2 separate regions of the Homo sapiens genome follow, and region 2 is linked to region 1. A link is a contact called in ENCODE Hi-C or POLR2A ChIA-PET data. All regions are on one chromosome and are shown on one strand. The core of a region is the stretch at or near the end of the contact, and the rest is flanking DNA. Distances in the headings are between cores, read along the strand shown.

Evidence for each region. A loop is a pair of places that touch in the nucleus more often than their neighbours do. ChIA-PET counts read pairs that join two places held with the same protein, here RNA polymerase II (POLR2A). Pooled maps may share reads with other maps.
Region 2: a loop to region 1 is called in a map of CD8-positive, alpha-beta T cell, with 4 times the contacts of the local background. The contact joins the promoter of LINC00434 here to the promoter of DIAPH3 in region 1. A Hi-C loop is called at or near these places in 3 of 168 maps with a recorded cell type or tissue (CD8-positive, alpha-beta T cell, Caco-2 and naive thymus-derived CD4-positive, alpha-beta T cell), 8 of 37 single-sample maps with no recorded cell type and 10 of 50 pooled maps. POLR2A ChIA-PET finds 5 or more read pairs at or near these places in 4 of 52 experiments (Caco-2 and WTC11).

Annotation. Positions count from the first base shown.
Region 1 is chr13:60,160,869-60,166,619 of GRCh38, forward strand. It overlaps DIAPH3 (diaphanous related formin 3), which reads right to left and starts at 3,060. Exons shown (of 28, transcript NM_001042517.2): 1 at 2,719-3,060. The coding sequence starts at 2,898. LOC105370227 (a long non-coding RNA gene) reads left to right here and starts at 3,189. Exons shown (of 2, transcript XR_942001.2): 1 at 3,189-3,331. RefSeq lists enhancers at 3,449-3,498, 4,587-4,881.
Region 2 is chr13:60,265,450-60,271,372 of GRCh38, forward strand. It overlaps LINC00434 (long intergenic non-protein coding RNA 434), which reads right to left and starts at 2,655. Exons shown (of 3, transcript NR_047022.1): 1 at 2,506-2,655.

The sequences.
Region 1 (5,751 bases), core at 1,810-4,309:
TATACTTATCTATGGGAAGAGATATCTAAGCTACAAACTCTTTTACCCAACTCACAAGTGACTTGAAGCCCGCAACTATACATTTGGTAGAAAACAAGAATTTGCCAACTTTAACAGGACTCAAAGTAAAACAAGATTTCAGCGGGTACCAGAGCTCCTGCTTTCTTACACTAAGATAGGAGGGAGTGACCAGTCTACCACTCCATTCTACTACTCGCTTGCTGCTTTGCAGAAGTGTGCAAAACACTGGCCACCTAAATTACTCCTATCCATCACATCACCAACCTATATTACTTGTTCCCATCAAAAACAGCTGCCCCAGGCTCAGATAATGACTGGGTGACCTGAAAAGATTTAGGATAACGTCACTTCATCCAATCAAGAAAAAGCCAAGAACTAACTTGACATCTGCAAGAACAGTGACTGACTTGACACCTACAAGTACAATTACTTTCTGAGGCATTGCTGGGAACTTTGATGGTCTCAAAGATCCCTCTCCATCCAAAAAACAAGAGTTACTGGTGTGCAATCAAGAGCAGTGAAAGGTAGGCAAACTGGGAAGAGCTGCTCAGGAAGCAGTCTTGAGACTGGGATACTGAACTTTAGTACAGGAACAGAGTAGAGCTGTGCCTGGAACTTCTGCCCATGTTAAGATTTCCAGTTCAACAGGAAGGTGGTCCAAAATCAGTAGCATGCCCAGGCTCCTTGGCAGACAAACTCAAACTATCTCCAAAGAAAAGCATCTCTGGAATCCTACAGGTGAAGATAAAGCAATGAGCTTACAAAGATAAATACACACAAGAAAGAGAGCAAGCCATCATGAATCTGAGTCAATGTAGACAGCCCAGGTTGCAAACAGCAGAACTGTCAAATAAAGAATAAGAACAATCAAGTAGGAAATGTCTAAAGAAATAAATGAATAAGAAACAAAGGACTATCAAGAATGCCCAGACAGATTTGAAAAATAAGCAAATGGAACTTATTAAAATAAAAAATAATTGCTAAAATCAAATATTCAGAAAAGTAGCAGATTAGACATAGCTGATAACAAAATTAATGAACTGGAAGATATAACTAAAGAAATTACCATATAAGCAAGAACCTAAATTAGTTTCAAAGTACCAAGAGTCCAAATTACTTCTAAATTAACTGGAAGTCATGATTCATACCAGACTCCCACCCAAAAACACAGTGTTTTAGATGTGTTTTTTACCTTTACAGCTTAAGAGTGTTATCTTTTAGATGTCATTTCATCTTTATGAGAATCCATTTAACAAATGGCATGCTGAGATGGTCAATGTGACATACATAAGAATGAAAAACAGCACAGAGACTGGAAACCAAATGATGAAATCCTTCAATGAAACTTAACATAAATACTAATTTAGATCCTGTTTTCATGACCTCCTTGCTGGGAATGAGTCACAGAAAATAACACCTCCTGTATTCTGGACCACAGAAGTTAAAACAAAATAAAATAAGATTATTAACCCAGAGAGTAGACTATAAAAGGAAGAAAAGTCATTGCCTTAGTGGATTCTTCTCACATTAGGCAAAAATCTTTCATTGGGAAGTTAACTCTGTCCTATTCATTCTTCAGATTTGTCAAGATAATGATCAAGTCCATACTTGATCCTTCTGCAAAATGTCACTATTCCTATGACCATTTTGATACTTAATTTGGCATAATTAATCTATGCTGTTCCTCATTTTCAATTAATCTATGCTGTTTCTCATTTTCAGTATTCTGATATATCTCATGTATCAGAATATGGGCTCTCAGTCTTATTCAACTATTATTTTTAACTAAATGTTATAGTTAGCAACTGGTTCACAAACCATTATTCCCTTAATTTGTGAATCATGACTTAAATTTCTCACAATTTTTACTTGCCCACATAAGGCAAATGCTGTACTCTCTCTCTCTCTCTCTCTCTCTCTCACACACACACACACACACACACACACACACACACAGTTTTTCCATATTCCTAAGGAAAATGGTGGAGTGGTCAATGTGAAATTTCAATTCTGTTGGACTCATCCCAAATCTATCAACCCTCTATGTGATTTATTTACACACACAAACCCCAAAATAATCATCACTGCCTATACTTTCACTAGTTGACACCAACGAAAAGACAAGGTGTTAATCATGACACTTTCCTTAAGTGTTAAACACAAGCAAACCAGAATAGCAAGTTTCAAATATTTAGAATTCTTTCCAAGCTAAGCAAAACATTCTTTAGCAGTGACCACACCACCCGCCAAGTTCTAAAACTAGCTGTTTCAACTTGGAAAATTATATCTACCTTAAAAGTTCTTATATGTAATTAAAAGTTCTTATTAAAATAATAAGCAGAAAAAAAACCTGTCACCTAAAAGTTCATTTTGATATATCTTATACCCTCTTACACTAGGGAGGAAGGGAGAACTTCGACTTAAAAAATGCAATGTCCACCTAGATGACGTCAATACATATACACGTTTGAACTGCTTTTCACATCAGCGTTAAGAAATTTGGGGGCAACACAAAGATCTGGGCATTTGTCACAGGATCCAACTACAACTAGACCCGGTCGTTGTCAATCTATGATCTTTGGCACCTCTGGATCTCTAGAATAAAACTTGGTCCCCAAGTTCTTGTGGGCCCACCCTCGGCAGTCAGCCCTACGGCGGGGCGGGAGCGGCCCCACCCTAGCTCCAGGCGATACTCACAAACTTGGGGCGCTTCTCCCCAGGCTCCTCGGGGCCACTGGGCGGCGGAGGGTGTTGGGGGCCCTTCCTGCGCGGCATCTTGCTTTCCCGGCAGCCGCGGAGAGAGGCTGAGGAAGGGTAGGGAGTCCCAGCGGCTGAGCCTTGGGCCGGGTGGTGCAGCCGCGGCTGGTGCCGTTCCATCTTTCCCCGCAGCTCCGGGGACCGGAAAGAAGGTGGCCACTCAGCAAGCCGCAAGCTGGAAGCTGAGGGATCGACAACAGGTTTTACTCCCGGGGTCCGCCACCCAAACAGTCAGCACAGCCTAGCCCAACCGCTGAAGTCGGGGCCGCAGCCAACACATCTGAAAACTCCCGCCACCCGTGTTGGCCCGGGACTGGCCAATCCCGCGCCGCCGGATCAATGACACGCTGAGGCACCGCCCCTTCCGGGCACTGCGAAACATGATTGGCCTTGCGGCCTGTCTATGCAGCCGCTCAACCCTTCCGGCGGTCCAGGCCGCTCACCTTAAGGACGCAGAGTGGCGTCAGATTTGGAGAAGCGCCGGGGACCGTGGAGGAAGTCATCGGCCTGGATTTCTTTGGATTTGCAGATAGGGTTCCAGCAGAACTGGAAGGTGGGCGAGACAGGCCCTGCGCCACCATTTGAGCAGCGCTGGGATATAAAACCATCTGCTAGCCCTCTCCTTGCACGTCTGGGGCTGGAAAAAGTAGTTCTGGGACTGGGTACGGTGCTGGAAGGGGTACTAGGCAGGATGAAACGACGGGGCCCACGACGCTCCAAAAGGAAGCCTTCTGGACATATTTCCTGCCTAAGTGCTCGCTCTGGGGTGGCAGAGGGGTCCACCCAAAATCAGACAGAGCTAGGCTAGGCTGAGCCCTTCAGGAGCTCACAGTCTCCTGTAGTTTCCAAACCCTAACACAATTAACCAAGGAATGTAAATGTCTATAGCAGTTGTTTTAGAAGTTCCTTGAGAACAAAAAGGGAAGTTATTAAATCTGAAGGAGTGGATCTGGAAAGGTAAAAGGAAAGCTGCATAGGTTTTCACTAGGCAGGAAACAGTGGCAGGGCATTCATTTAAAAGGCATTCCATTCCAGGCAGGAGCAAGGCCAAGAAAGCATAGAGGTGAAGAAACTTTAAGGTCACATAACAAAGGGCCTTGAACTGAAACCATGCAAAAGAGTTTGTTGTGTAAACCCAAGGTCAAGCTACAAGGCAAACACCGTTTTCTCAACACATCAATATACCCTCTTTAAAAATGAGCTTTTCCTTGGAACTATTCCTTTAAGATATCTGTCTTCTGATTATATGGAGGTGGTGTAGGCCAAGACTCGGAAACATGCAGTATTGATTTTGGTACAAGAAACAACTCTAGGTACTCTGAGGAGTTTGGCACAGAGGTTCAAAAAATGAGCCTTAGTTCTCAGTAAGTCTTCACACTACAGCTTTTCTTTTTTAATATTTGTTTTACTGTGCCAGACTCTACAGCTCTGTCCTCAAAGAGCACATAATCTTTAGGGAAACTTACAGGAGAACAGCAAGGTCAGGAGAACTACAAGTAGTTCCTTATATCTTGATGACAGACCCAGATACAGATTTTATTCCTGCCATTTACTAGCTATTTGATACCGGAGATGACGTTTAACTTTCTTTGCTGCTTCATCTACAAAAGGGGGGTAATTATACTAATACCTATGAAAGAGGGGCATTTTCAGGCCTAAATAACATAGCATATGTAAAGCCCTTAGAGTTTTGTCAATGCTCCTACAGGAATACTGTAGTTGAAGAAGTTGGGATTATTACTCAGGGAGGGAGAACATGCACTATGGGGAGCCATGAAGTGTCTTAGGTAAATGGTATTAGAAAGCACTTAAAGGATTTGGGCTTTGATTAGGTGATTTGGGAAAGACTCCGTGGAAAGAGGTGGGAAGGGTTGCTCAAGATTAAGTGCCTTCAGGAAGTGGAGACAGTTCAGTGATTATCTTATCTAGGAGGATGGCAGGCTAAAAGACAAGCCTAAAGCTGTAACTGACAAGCATTAGTCATCCATATCATGGAGAGAGGGGAATGTTTGATTTTGAAAGACAAAACAAATTAAAGATCTAATTGGCTTTTATTTGCAATTCCAGAATAGGCAAAACTTCATTCTCTAAAATAGAATCTGTTCCAATGAGCTAAGCAGAGGAGGTTGGCTTTATAGGCAGAAAAAAGCTAGAGAACAGAAATAAGGAATGAGAAGCAGATGAGTTGTTTCAAAGTTACTTTCCTTATAGGGTTAAAACAGGGGAACTTTCTTAGCATACCAGCTCAGATAAACTTGGCCCCTTCTGATTGGGTGCTATGAATTTCCTGCTTTTTGGAAAACTGGCTGGTTTCAGAGTTGCTTTTGATTATGTGGCAATACGCATGAGGGACCATTCTGCTTTGGTCTGGTCTGCCGGAGCCTAGTGCAGCAGATTAGTCCAAAACTAAGGTTAGTCTATAATCATTTCCCATGAATTTATTTAACATTGATATTTTCTGATTTGCATACTGACCTTGTTATTGTCTGTGCTTAGACAAAACATGGAAGTGATCTTGTTTTGTCTCACTTCATCATGGTCACAGAGTGACCCTGTCTGATATTGCTGTTCTGTGAGATGCTGTTCATCAGGAGAACAACATGGCCTAGCTATGAGTGTCAGGCCAGTTTCTAAAAACACTGAGGCTTAGCTATAAGTGTCAAACTAGTTCCCTGATGTCAGGGACTGCTCCTTTCTTTCTCATGTCTTTGCCACATAGAAGGTACTAAATATAAGTAAACAGGAGCCATGATAATTAATTTTCAAGTTTACGTACAGCACTCTGAATTTTTTCTCATAGAAATGCACTGGAACTTCAGTGTACTAGTGAAAATATCTTTGTATAAGTTTTATGTTTTTTAAAGTACATTTTATATGTGTGCCCCAACATACTTAAACCTCATAACAGCATGCACTGACCCTCATTTTGATCACCCAGCGAGATGATACACCCCAGTGAGTCAATAGTCATGG
Region 2 (5,923 bases), core at 1,405-3,904, 100 kb after region 1:
GACTCTATTCCTTGGGGTCATGCAAGGGTTTTGTGAGTAAATAATGAGAATGCAGTTTAGCCTAAATCATTTAAAAACATTAAAAACCTTAATACAATAGGCACTTGACATTTTGAAAGGTTACATGACAAAACTTTTAATATTCTCCAGACATGAAAATGTTGCTATAGAACATAATTGCTTCCCTAAAGTGTATCAAGTTCTAAGTAGCAAACTACAGCCACCCACCACTGAGTTTCCACATGCTAAGAAGTTGACTAGTTTTATTCACTCCCTAAGAATTTGATAAAACACTTTATCTCTGTAATTTCCACAGCTTATTCATTTCTTCATTCCTTTACTCATTCTACAGAAATGTTTGAAGGCCTAGTCTGTGACAGGTACTGTACTAAGCTCTAGGTATTTTGGGGAATAAAACAAATGTAATCCTTGCCCTTAGAGTGTTAACAGTCTAGAAAGAGTATCAAAACAAGAACAGAATAGACAAGTAAATAAATATAAATTACGCTAAGTGCACCGAAGGAAACAAACACATAATACATAGTATTACGTATTGCAGAGGAAGACCTCTATTTTTATTTATTTATTTAGAGATGAGGGTCTCACTATATTGTCCAGGCTAGAGTGCAGTGGCTATTCACAGGCACAGTCACCACGTGATATAGCTCAGATCTCCTCCACTCAAGCAATCCTACTGCCTCCGCCTCCTGAGTAGCTGGACTACGGGCATGTGCCACTGTAATGCCTAATGTTCTTGCCTAGCCACGCCAAAGAATTGGTGTGGCGGCTGACTGCGGCGAGTGATAGAGACACAGACTGAGGAGAGTGGGGCTGAGGGAAGAGGCCCTGAGTATGGAGGCAATTGTGGGCCTTTGTCATTTGGGCAAAGCTTGCAGGCTTGGCACAGGGCAGTATTGTCACAAAGGGCAAAGAAAGCCTGTGCATAAGGGACTTCACTCCATTTACCTTCCTTTTTACAGAAAAGATCTAGTTGTAGAATGGTGTTATAATTAATACTTCCCTCAGGGGGCCAAGTTTCTCCATTTTGTAAGGAGTACTGTGGCCAGGCATTGGTACAGAAGAAAATCAGCCGCTTCTTTTTTAAGGTTTCAGGGTTGAATTTGTTCCAGTAATTCAGGATACATCTTAAGGGAGTGTCCAGTTTTGAAGGTGTGATGCCCATCTGGAATTTTAAACACAGGGACGCCCGCACCCCTGGTTAGTCCTGGGACTTGTCTTCCCTTAGGGTATTCCCTAAGGGTCAGGTCCAATTGTGCTCAAAGCTCATGGCCACTTTTCCTGAGCTCTCCATCTACAGCATTTAACCATGCTTACCAGCAGGGTGGAAACTTCCCTTGCCCCTGCCATGGGCCCATTGACCACTAAATGGAGCACAAGGATTGTTGGATTTATGGTGGTCCTTCTGCCAACACATCCTACCTGTTCCAGGGTGGCAAGGCTTGGGTCAGGGGCACCACTGATGCTTGCATACTAAGGCCCAATTTATGTGGGCCTGGCCATAAAACCGTCTTTCAAGGAGAAATCTCTGAATTAGCCACAGGAGGCTTAGTAAGCTTAAAGGAGGTAGTGGATGTCCTCTAGGCCAGGGCCAAGAGAACAGCTGCTGTACTTTAGCCTTCTGTCCCCATTTGCCATCAAAGGAGTAAGCCCCCCTCTCAAGGCGGTACCAGTATCCTGTGTCCCAGTTGACCATATTTTCTTCCATCCAATACCAATTATTGAATGGTTGAAACAACAATTCAACGGCTCTAAGACCTGTGCCTATGCACCACAGATTGTACTTGAGAGGCACCAAGGAAGGGGAAAATTTATCTGGGGAGCAATGGAGGAAATGCCCTAAGGCTTCTATTATCCACATGAAAATTACAGACCTGCCTTTAAATTGTCCTGATGTGGGGGACCATACACCATGGTGGGGAACTGGCCCTTCAAAATAGCCATCAAATGGCGACATCTGCCTAAACCCTGGAGGGAACCATGAACAGGGATCTTTTGGGCACCACCTGAAGAATTAAAGACTTCTAAATAGGGAATCTTGATCCTGCCTAGCGGGAATAACCTTGCTTATGAGATTAGGAAAGAAGTCTAACTGGCGGACATTAGGACCCAGGAGGCAGGAGTCAGAAGATGTGGCTGTCTCACGCTCAGTAACCTGTGCAGGGGGAGCCTCTGGTGGGGCCATGGTCTCAACCAGGATATCCGGGAGACTAAGACGTCTGCTGAGCACTCCCGGTGTACCTTGGGACCACCACAGAAAGCAAAAGAGTTGGAACTGGTTCCAGGCCAACCGGCCAACCAACGCTCCCAAACCCGAAGGGTCAGGGGTTGTCACAGAGCCCTTTTCCGGACAGCCTGACACCTGTGTCTTTAGTCCGGTGGCCGTGCTAATCGCCTTTAAGTGGCCAACAGGTGCCCGGTTTAGCCTCCGAATTCTAAGGAAGGACAGGACAGAATAGCAAGTGAAAGAGGTCCGATCATACTCACCATGTGACGATCTAGATGCCTTTCCTGGAGACTCCTGGCTGGCTCGCCAAAATGTAACACGTAAGGTTCTTGCCTAGCCACACCAAAGAATTGGTGTGGCAGCTGACCGCAGCGAGTGATAGACACAAGGACTGATAGAGAGAAAAAGCGGTAGGCTTTATTGAGCAGAGTGAAAGTACAAAGCTTCCACAGCGTGGAAGGGGTCCCTCCCGAATGGGTAGCCAGAGTTAGATTATACAACTGCCTTTTAAACTCTTTAAGGTGGGAAATACGTGCAGCGGGAAGATGTTACCAGAGCAAGAAAAAAAGACAACCATTTGTGACATGTCTTAGATCTTAAGGAAAACCGGAATTGCAACTTAGGTTTTATTTATTTTATGACCTCGCAGCGGCATGGCAAAGGAGACAGCATCTTACAGGACTTTACAAAGTATGTTCACAAGGAATTGGGATTGGGAGTATAGATAAGGTCCACTGGTCACAGAAAAATGGCCAGTTAACATTCTTTTTACTTTAGTTTCGGGGGAGGGGGAAGGGGAGAGAGGGAGAGAGGACACAGAGAAACGTACAGGAAAATTTTCGCTGTTTATGGCTTTCTTGGGGAAGAAAACACATGCAGAAATCCTGGTGTTAGGAATAGTTTAAGCATGTATCTTCAATATTATCCATCCAGGACCAAAGTAAGTCCTGATGCAGGAAATAAGGGAGTTTCACAGCTTTCTGAGCCCCTACTCGACCCAGGAAGCCCAGCCAGCCCCTCCTCTCACCACTGCACTGGGCTGTAGAGGAAGGCAATAGAAGAACAGCATATGTAAAGTTCCTGAGAATGGAAAAAGCATGGGGCCTTTGAGTATTGAAAGAAGGTCAGTGTGGCTGCAGAGTAGTGAGAAAGGGGAAGGGGCCGGGAGATAGTTGAGTTTTGTGAGACAGGAAATAGCCAAATCATATGGGGTCTTTGTAGACCATAGTAAGGAGTTTGGATTTTATTCTCATGCAGTAGGAAGCCAATGAATGGGTTTTAATAGAAAAGTGACATGTTCACAGATCAGGTCAAACTCATGGCAATCCAGAGTAGCCATTTTGCAGTAGGGTCTAAAATTTGCTTGTTAACTCGAAGGAAAGGCAGCCAGTAATGATCTGTGATATAAGAAGATGACTGTAGTTGTTGTGGAGAAAACCGGTTTTTGGAGTCATGTCAGTACCCAGTAGAGAAGCCTGCAAAATAGTCAATGTGAGATGGTAGCTTAGACTAGAGTGTCAGTGGTGGAAGTGAAGAACAGTGGAAGGATTCGATGTACATTTTCAATGTAGAAATGACAGAGAGATTGTGTTGATACGGTGTAACCAGAATGAGTATCGTTGCTGAAGTGGAGGAGTTTGGGGAGATAAGAGTGGTGGGTTGCCTTGATTGTGTGGTTTGGGACTGCCTTGTTGCTTGTGAGATGCTGGGAGATGTCTGAGAGCAGATAGCTAGCAGGAACCTGCAAACCAGAACTCTGAGGAGAGGTTTTGGGTGTAAAGTTGGTATTCGGGGGCATATAAATGGAATTTAAAGTCATGGGAACTGAAGAGATCCCCTAGAAAGAGGGCAATAAGGAAGAAAAGAGAGCTCAGGACTAAATCCTGGGGAAACGCAACAATTAGAAGTCAAAAGGAGATAGGGGTTCACAAGGAGTGTGAGGAGGATTTGGCAGAGAGATAGAAGGAAACCCAAGAGAGGATGGTGTCAATTAAGGAAAGAGTTAAGGGTAGAAGGGGAGAAAGAAAGATAAACTGCCTACTGTATTGAATACTGGTAAGGAAGAGGCTGGTTCTTAATTTCAAAGAGCATAAACATCAAATCAAATTTAGAAGTATTTATCATACTTATTTCATGTGTATTTCACCTACTATCATGTTTCTCCTGCAGGAGTGATGACTACTATCTGATTCATGAGCACTGTCAAATCTCATACTTTAAAAAAAGACTTTAATCTTTTTTTCTTCATAAATTTTGATTCTCCCTGAATTCTCTGGATAATTTCCACAATTCTCTTTATTTTGCTAACATATGCAGAATCTATAATCTTCAAGTCTTCACTTTTCAAATGCAAAACTATTTTAGAAGCAGTTTATTGTCTTTTGAAAATTATCCATGTTCATTTAAAAACAGATTAGCTCTTCACCTTCAACGTATTTGAATTGTCATGTTACAGGAGACTTGGAATATTAAGCTTATCGGAAAGTTAGGACAAGTTTTCCCTAGAGGGTGGAGAGTAGTTTTAAATTCGAAGTGGAAAAAAAGTTCCATATCTTAAAATAGAAGCAAATTTTTTCTCTGTTTCACATTCTCTCAAGATATCCTCAATCCTTTTTAAACTCTCTATTTATTATTAAATACAAGCAATTTAGCTCCTTTGTAAGGTTATGCAAATAACTCATCCAGAATTAGCATTTAACATGCAATTCTTATATCCACACAAATGTTTTGTATAAAGTTGTTTTAAAAAGATTCAAATCTTTATAATTAGGAAGGGAAAATATATTAATAGGAATAAAGGGATACTCTGCTAATCTCCCATATGTAAATTAGCTTATAATTTCCATCATTTACTTTAGAAGCAACAGAACAATGGAACTTTTATTCTTCAATATTGCTGTCTCTCTCCTTCTCCAGCCAGAAAGTCTGTGCTTATACATGTATATCTAAAGAAAAATAACAAGGAATGTTAAATATTTTAGTTTTGTGGGAGAGAGATGGTTGGGTAACTTGTGAGTGGGATTGAAGTTGATACTCTGTGCTTTGGCAGCCTAAGGGATAAAATGCAATGTAGACCCTCTTGGGTTCTCATTTCAACTGCTTGCATTTCCTTTTGTTCTTTGTTAGTGGGGCTGGATTCACTCCTGCCTACCTGGAACCTTCCTCCACAGCTTCTCACTCCTTCCCCAATCTTTACATAGAGGACATTCTCGTAGAATGTATGAGGAAATTGTTCATTTCCTTAAAGTGCTTTCTCTTTGCTTTAGTCTTTAGCTTAGTCTTTGGAAAAGAAGATCATGCAAACTGCAGATAAACATTGGTTAACAGTATAGGCTAGGTTCTTCCATCTCACTTACCTTCTGGAGCTTGGCTTGTATCTTCCAAGATACCAGAAATCAAGTGCACTGTCCTGGGAGTTTGGTATAAGTTGGTAAACTGGAAGTAGGATTATGAAGGATTCAAAACTAAGTCAGACAAAGAACTGTTGAAAGGATTAAGTCGTTGACCCTGGAAGTGGAAAGGGGAGCTCTGAAGAGACTTTAAACAGAAAGTGGAGGCTGAGGCTGAGCGTGGTGGCTCACGTCTGTAATCCCAGCACTTTGGGATGCCAAGGCGGGTGGATCACTTGAGGTCTGGAGTTTGAGACCAGCCGGGCCAACATGGTGAAATCTTGTCTCT